Linked DNA regions of Mus musculus: region 1 is linked to region 2. A link is a loop called in an ENCODE intact Hi-C map of the cell type or tissue named here. Cell type or tissue: heart. All regions are shown on one strand.

Region 1 (4,000 bases), 130 kb before region 2:
CAAAATGATTACAGCGTAGCATGTGCCACTCATGCTGCAGCATCTGCAGTCAGGTGTCCGTGGGTGGCTTGTCTCTGTAGTCTCTGAGCCAGGATGGTTGCTGAGGGTCCAGTCACCGTGTCAAGGCATGCAGCAGCCATCTGAAGGTTCTCCTGAGGCTGGAGGGCGAGCTTCTGTATTATCGTTCAGTCTTCACCATGAAGTGGGGGTGGAGGGACAGGGCACAGGTCACCTGAGAGTCCTCAGTGCACTTGGCTCCTTGACTCTCATCTCACCTGGCATGAGTCTCAGGACCCAGCTAATTGAGTTTCAGGGAGAATCTGTCCGGCCTTCTATAGAGCCATCAGGTCCCACAGACCAAATGGGAAGAGCAGGGTGGTTTCAGCATGTGGGCAAGGAGCCTTGGCTTCACTCTGGTCCAACCTCAACTGTCTAATAATCCAGGGCACATTATGGCTGATTCCTGCACCACACATCCTGACATATCCTCTGCTTGTCAGCCACTATGGCTGTGTTCTACAAAGCAGAACTGGTTTTGAGATGGGACAGTTCCAGCGGGACCCACCACGGTCTTATGTCAGGGCAGCCTTCCTAAAGATGTGAGCTCTGAGTGGGTAGATACGATCCTACAGAGGGAGGTCAAGCCAGCACACACAACTTAGTGTGGCACTGTCCCACAATCAAATATAAAAAGAGGGGCTGGAGAGATGGCTTAGTGGTTAAGGTGCTTGCTACTCTTCCAGAGGACCCAGGTTCAATTCCCAGCATTCAACTACCTGTAACTCTAGTTCTAGGGGTTCCAATATCCTCTCCTGGATTCTGGGTAATTGTCTTCATGTGTAAATGCCTCCTGCCCCCCCCCACATGCATAAGCAAAATTAAAAAGAATTTTTATAGAATGGTAAAAAGAAAGGTGGGGATCCAAGAGTGCTTGCCTCGCATGGTCAGAGAGACCTAGGGTGAATTCCCACCAACATCATTGGACAATGAAATACAGTTGACAAATGACACTCCAGGAAGCACTACCACAGAGGTTTCCAGTACCAGTCACCACTGGAGAGGCTAGTAAAGAATGCCCCAGCTCCTTGCTGGCATGTTCTTCTCTCCTGTCACCCCTGAACATGGGGGAGGGTACAAATATCAGCTTGCTGCTTCATTCACACACACCCCCTTTTCTCACCCACCACCCCATCTACACCCTTACTGGCCCCAGAGCAGAACTTCTGCACATTCGAGTGGGTGAAGCCGCAACAAGAGCCCGAGAGGAAAGAGTTAAGGACATCTCTCATCTCTCAGCAGGCTTTATATAGTCCTTGTGTGACACTGAATGGCTCTGGCTTTATATATAGCGCGCTCTGTGCGGAGGGAAGAAGACACCGTACTTAGGGAACAAAGGCAGCGCTGGTCTAATGACCTAAGCTTATTTGCAGGAACAGCATTTCCAAAGGGTGGCCTTCAGGTGACATCTGCCATGTTGAAGCTCTCCTGAAGATTTTCAACAGCCAGCATTGAACATGCAAGTACAAAAGGGTGAAGACTCACACAAATACACCACGACTTACCATCCTGTTTATTGTTTCTGGAGGAGAGAGAGAGAGAGAGAGAGAGAGAGAGAGAGAGAGAGAGAGCTCACACTTTCCCTCTAGATGTTTCCACATGTAAGTGAACCTTAAAAATGTCAACTTCTGCTAGGTGTTTGACCTAAAAATAGTATAATTTCTGTGTCACTTGAAAAGCTGTTTAAAATGACAGACTTTAGTCTGAATCTTTTTTTTTAATATACATCTAGAATAGTAAACCGAAGTTGCATTATTTAGAAGGTAGAGTCTGCTCATCCCTCCTTTTCACCAGAGTGTGCCTCCTTCCCCTGGTTTCTCCCAGGCAAGAGCTTTATGGCTGTGCTGTGCAGACATGTTCCTCTTTGTTCCTTTAAGCAATTAAGAGGGGTGAGTAAAACACGAAGAAAGGCAAAGGCAGTTGATAGCACCATCCTGGGGAATGTGCACACCTTGACATCACTCACTCGGGGCACTGAAGTTCCCAGCCTCATGGGCCAGAGGATGTCACGCGCACCCTGGCAAGCCAGCCAGGCTAGCAGCCAGGAGTTGCGGTTTGTTTAGACAGCACAGGTCACCGCTGTCCACACCCCAGGCTGATGAGTGCAGCTTTATAAACACAGGGCTGGGAAGGCAATCTGAAATGGCTCCAAGTCCAGAGCTGCCCGCCTGCGCTGCACAGCGGGTAGAGGCACAGTGCTCAAGCTTGGGTGGAGCCTGTTGGACCTTCGTCTACCCACTTCAGGGACCCCAGGAAGGACTGGTTTGGGTGTGTCTTAACAGTGCCTGAAACCTTCTGAGAGCATTAGAATCTAGGAGTTAGAAGAGTAAGTTTAACTTTTACCAAGGCTGGTAACTGACTGAGAATCTGAGCAGGTCATTTAACCTTCATAAACTTTCATGTTAAATCCAAGGCTTACACTAGATCCTCCCACTGTATTGGTCCCTGGGATCAAACCTGGGTCCTCAGGACTGGCATCAAAGGCTTTTATCAAATGAACCATCCCAATTTACTCTTATTAGATGGATGTGTACTTGAGCAAATAGATGAATGGATGGATGGATGGATGGATGGATAGATGGATAGATGGATGGATGGATGGACTATTTGGATTAGCAATCACACTGCACACTGCAGTCCTTCTGACCCTCTGCAACTCCCTGGGGCCTTTCAGCCCGTAATGAAGCAGGTACAGAGCTTCTCATAGGTGTGAGTTCAAGCACATGTAACACCCTAGGACCTAACCGGGTGCAGTTTCAAAAGGAGGTACTTCACTCTGTTATTCCTGCCACTGCCCTTGGATCCCTAGACCACCAGCTGCCTCCCCAAACCATGGGGAAGAAACGAACGGGCCTCCCTCCCCTCCCTGCTCTTTGCCAGTGGGTGTGTTCCAAAGCCTGTGGGTGTATTTCAATGAGAAAAACATGAAAACATGGGCGGATTCTTTTCTCTCTAAAGGAAAAAAAAAATCTGGAACAATAAGCCGAAGTAATAACAAGGCAGAAGGTGGACCTCTGCTCCCTGCCCGGGCTGACTTCCTACCTCTCTTCTCCCGGGGCTTGTCCCCCTCCCCGCCCCCCCCTGCCCCCCCGCAGGCATGCATTGCCAAAGTCAAAATTAATTCACCTGTATTGACTGGGCCTTGCAACCTGCTGATGTGTGCTGCCGTCTTACTTGTTCATTCATTAAACTAAAATGCAGTGAGCCCTTCCCAGGTGCAGGGCGCTGCAGAGGCTTCATTTGAACAAGGCTTTTAGGAAGCCTGCGGTCTAATGGGGAGCTGAGACAAGCCCATTAATAACCAGGAGACGGAGAGAAACAAGGCAAGGCTTGCGTGCAGGAAGTGTTGGGAAAGGGAAAAGAGGATCCCTGTGGGGGTGGGGGTGTGTGTTTGTGTGTGTTTGTGTTCTGAGTTGGAAGTGGTGGTCAGAAAGGCTGCATGAAGGTGATGGCTTCATATGACAGACTGTAAAAGCATGACTTCTGGACAGAAGACATTGAATAATAACATGTACAGAAGTGGGTGGGGGCCAGAAGCAGCAGCCCAATTATCATTCAAAGTCAGCATTAATATGCTGGGACAAACACAGGCAAGCCAGCCACTGCATGGAGAGAGACTGAAGAGTTCTGAGTTGATAGGTAAGGGGAACTACAGAAGGTTTGTGCATGTTTTGTTTTGTTTTGCTTTGCTTTGTTTTTTGAAACAGCATCCTCACACTGTAGCACAGATTGGCCTCAAACTCACTATGTATCCCAGGGTGGTCTGGAAGTCATAGCAATCCTCTTGTCTCTGTCTCCTAAGCACTTCAGTTACAGACCTGAGCTTCTATGTCTGGCCAGATGATTTCTTTGCCAGGGAGTATGCATCATTTGTCAGCCTCCCCTTAGATCTAATCCCTGGCATCTTTTGTGTTGCTTCAAAAACACAGAACTACATTTCCCA
Region 2 (4,000 bases):
AGCTGGAACACACTCTTGCCCGTCCGTCCGTCTCCACCCTCAGCCTCTCGGAGACTGGAGAAAACAAACAGACCCTCCAAAACAACCCTGGGTCCTCGAGCTCCGCACCTCTGCCCCCTCATGAGGGGGCCCCCTTCAAAGGTTACAGAGCCTTCAGATTCCAGGCAGCTGGGCTCCACGCTGCAGCCACCACCAGTCAGGAGCACCCTGCCCATATACTACCTCTAACTAGTGAGCTAAATCAGGGGGTGGGGTGGAGGTGTGGGGGGGGGTGCTGGCCTGGTAAAATCCACTGCTCCACTGTTCACAAACCAACGTCAGCAAAGGCCGCAAGGCTTTCTTCAGAGGGACCAGAGATTCATGCCTACTGAAGCTCTTTCAGCACAAAGGCTTTTAGGGAAAGAAGGGGGGGAGCTCCTGTTTCAGAGCAGGCATCCCCTGAGAGTCAAGAACCAAGTGTAGCTTCAATCAAAAGCTGACTTCCCCTCTGGGAGTCGAAGAGGGAACCTGATCACAGTAGCTTACTACCGGCCTGGATCCATACAGGTCTGGTTTTCTTCTCGTGCTAGTAATTTCTTTTAAATACATATCGATATAAAAGAAGCAGTCTCTGGCTGACTTTATTGAAAACCACAGTGAGCCTTCATAACATCCGGACCTAATCCCTATCACGCCACAGCACCTCTGGCTGCTGTAGCAGCCATTCCTGCACCTCTTCCAGCTAGGTCCTCTCCAGCAGCCCTGTCCCCTCCTCTGAAATAATGACTGGAAAACGTGCCAAATGGCACCTAGATACCAGTTCTGGAATCAATTCTGACCTATATAATGATCCCACTTAAGGGGGGGGGGGGATCCAAGTCGTTGCATATGGAATCCCTTAAAGGCATAAGGCAAAGAACTCTAAACAAAGAGAGGAGCCCCTATAGGCCCAACCAGAGGAATGTCCCTGGAGGGGGCAGCTAACCTGCATGCATCCTTGGTCCCTGGGACACTGCAGAGCTAAGGAGCAACTTATAGAAACATGACCAGTCATTCAGGGCAATTATTAACCCTCTGGGCCTACTATGTGCCAAACAGTGTCTTTGATCCTAAAGGTAGATAATTATTCCCAGTCATACAAATGAAGAAACATACAGAGGCTCAGAGGCCATAAATAACTTGCCCCCAAGGTCACACAGCTAGTAAAAATGGGCCATGGTCAAACTCAGTCCTGGAGTTGCAGGAGAGGAGCCAATTATTGGCCTAATTGTGTCACTTGAAATCCCCACTTTCACATATTGTCTTCACCTCAGGTAAGTGCAGAAGACATCTTAAGGCTTTGTGTGTCAACTGCAAGAGCCAGCACATGAAACTTAGGTAATTCATCCAGTAGGAAGCCAGAGCCCACTTTCCCCTAAACATCACTGCAATCTCTAAGGTCACTGAAATGGAGATTTCACAATCTCCCACTACATACTACAAATCTCTCACAATGAGATGCCCTGCTTGGAGGGCCAAACATCAGTAAGTAGTAGGTGGCCTGGACTCTCTGTTCTCAGGGGAAATGCTGACTTCTGGACTGGTCCTATGATTGAGATGGCCACCCTAGACTTGTCACATCATGCAATCCATTATCTAGATCAAGCAAAGGGCCTCTGGAAGGGAATCCTACATCTGTCTACATCTCCTAACGCTCCAAGAGGAAACCCTAGGGACCAGATGGAAGAGAAACCCTAGGGACCAGATGGAAGATCAGCAAAGTGACTTCTAAATCAGGCCCCTTTGGGCACCCCAACATCCCTACCAAAAGCCAACCACCGAGGCAAGCTGGAAGACTTTCCTTTCCCCAACCAGGATATGGCCTAAAGATCCTCTCCCCACTTCCTCCTCATCTCTAGGCCTAGCCCAGGCTTTCATTTCCTTTAGGAGCTCTCAAATCAAAGATTTACTAATCTTCACCTTTGCCTAGTGAGGCCTGGATCAGGCACCACACATCTGGTCACCCCTGCCAGCCTCTGCAGCTCAACCAGGACCTCTGAAATAGACCTGGCAGAGCCATCACGAGGGAGAGGGTCCAGGTGGACAGAAGGAGCGCACACTCCCTCCGTTCACCCCACCCCCACTCCGAGTGGCCATGCTGTACAGCTGACCTGGCTCCCAGCCAGACCTCCAGCAAGTGGCTTTCTTTCTCTTTTTAAAACTTTCCAGCCTTGGCTAGCCAGATGAGTTTCCAGCTCCTGCCTGGCCTGGCTTGGAACTGGCCTAGCATGCCAGAATTTCTAGCAGCGACCCCCTGACCCTGGCACTAGGCAGGCCCGAAGCTCCAACAGACACTCTCTCCCACTCCAGTCCAATCCACCCATCCTCCTCTACTTCGACATCGGCCACCTGGAGTCTGCGGCTTCCCAGGCAATTGCCATCCAGCTGAGCCTGTGACCTTAGCTTCCATCGTGATGAGACAACTGCCCACAGTCCCATCCGTGGGGACCCACCAGGCCTCTCCAAGGTGGAGGGGATACTTAGCCTCTAACACCTTCACCTCCACCACAAGGTCTCTCGCTGTAGAGGGGGGAGGGGAAGGAGCAAGGCGGGAACAGAGAAGGGTTCCCCCCACCTCCACGCTTCCTTTCTCTCTTTAGATTTTGATGTCCCTGGCACCATAGCGAAGGCCCCGTAGAATCAAAACAATAGAAATTCGGGTTGGGAGTGCCGAGAAGGGTGCAGGAAGACCCCCGTAACCCTATAAACCTCCCCTCTCCCTTATAGTTACCGTTGGCATTAAAAGACCCAGGGCCTTCACTGCAACTGTACCTTTTTATAACTTTCTCCTAAACTCGACCCCTTTCCCACATTTTGAAATCAAGGCAAAGCTATCCGGGAAAGTTGTAAATTGCCCCCCAAGCTCAGCTAGCCTCTTACCTGTTCTGCCCCTAGCAACCTAACCTGACTCACCTCCCTCCCCCCCAATAGTTCCCCTGGTTTGCACCTAGACAATAAATTTAGTTTAATTTAGCTTCCGGTCTTTAATTTTAGCAGGTCTCCTTTTTGCATGCAAATCAATATGGCAATTACCATCTAAAAGCTCGCCCAGCCCCGGGTCAATGTAAATTGATCATTGTCCGCCTTCCACAAAATAACACCGGGAGTCTGTGGTGCATAATGAGATTATACTGGAAACTGTCTTTTAGATCACAAATTATATTTTATGCTGTCAGGATCTTCTCGGAGTGGACTTCTCCATTTGTCTAATCATGGGGAGCCCAGCCTGTGTGGGTGCTGGCTAGTGATACTTGCTCCCTGAAAAAAAATAAATGGGGCCATACCACACGGATACGGATTGAGGACACACGGAATTGAGCGTCAGTCAGCCCGGAATGGGAACCTTCAGAAATATCCGGGAAGGGCATAAAAACTGCTACCCCACAAAATATACATGTCCCCTCTTGAGGGACATGTTGGGGATCTGTTAAGGAGGTCCATCCTTAGGCCAAGTGCCCAGGGATAAGCTCTGTTGGGCTACCATGGAGGTGGACAGGACTTCCTGTGCCAGCTTATTTGGATTTTCCCAGACCTACCACCTAGGGCTCAGCAGGAAGACCAACTCTGGGGAGAGGGAGGGAGGGAGGGAGGGAGGGAGGGGAGAGAGAGAGAGAGAGAGAGAGAGAGAGAGAGAGAGAGAGAGAGAGAGAGAGAATCCCATTGGCCATCAACACTGACCAAGTTCCTCTGATGGTGGCCAACCAACGCCTAATTTGGGGAGACCCCCCCCTCTAGACCAGATCCAGAGTGTCCCAAGAGACTCCTAAGCAAACACACTTGCATTTACACTCTTCATCTGATTCCTAGAACATTAGGGCCTAACAAAGGGCCTTCCTAGCTGTAGCGGTGGACTCAGCCCAGAGGTTGGCACATTTGATTCCCTGACCCTGCCTGGCTAGTTGTCTGAACAGTGAATCCTTGAGGAAACCAGGGTGGCATTTCTAAGGGCCACTGGTTGCTCCTGAGGCCTGTGTTAGGGTTG

Evidence for each region. Peaks named below come from ENCODE experiments on the same cell type or tissue, not always from the same donor. Only the 100,000 strongest peaks of a DNase experiment are listed, where the experiment ranks them.
Region 1: it touches region 2 in a loop (2.2-fold over the local background); 1 of 42 quality-filtered maps calls a loop at or near these places.

The regions. Positions count from the first base shown.
Region 1 is chrX:11,941,429-11,945,428 of GRCm38, forward strand. No RefSeq gene overlaps it. Among named protein-coding and RNA genes, the nearest start is that of Gm52427, 48 kb to the left of the region's middle. In heart, no CTCF peak of the experiment used is centred here; a DNase peak (open chromatin) is centred at 2,123; H3K27ac peaks cover 236 bases; H3K27me3 peaks cover 1,469 bases.
Region 2 is chrX:12,070,791-12,074,790 of GRCm38, forward strand. All of the region lies in intron 1 of Bcor (BCL6 interacting corepressor), which reads right to left. Among named protein-coding and RNA genes, the nearest start is that of Bcor, 7.8 kb to the right of the region's middle. In heart, no CTCF peak of the experiment used is centred here; a DNase peak (open chromatin) is centred at 2,201; H3K27me3 peaks cover 3,128 bases.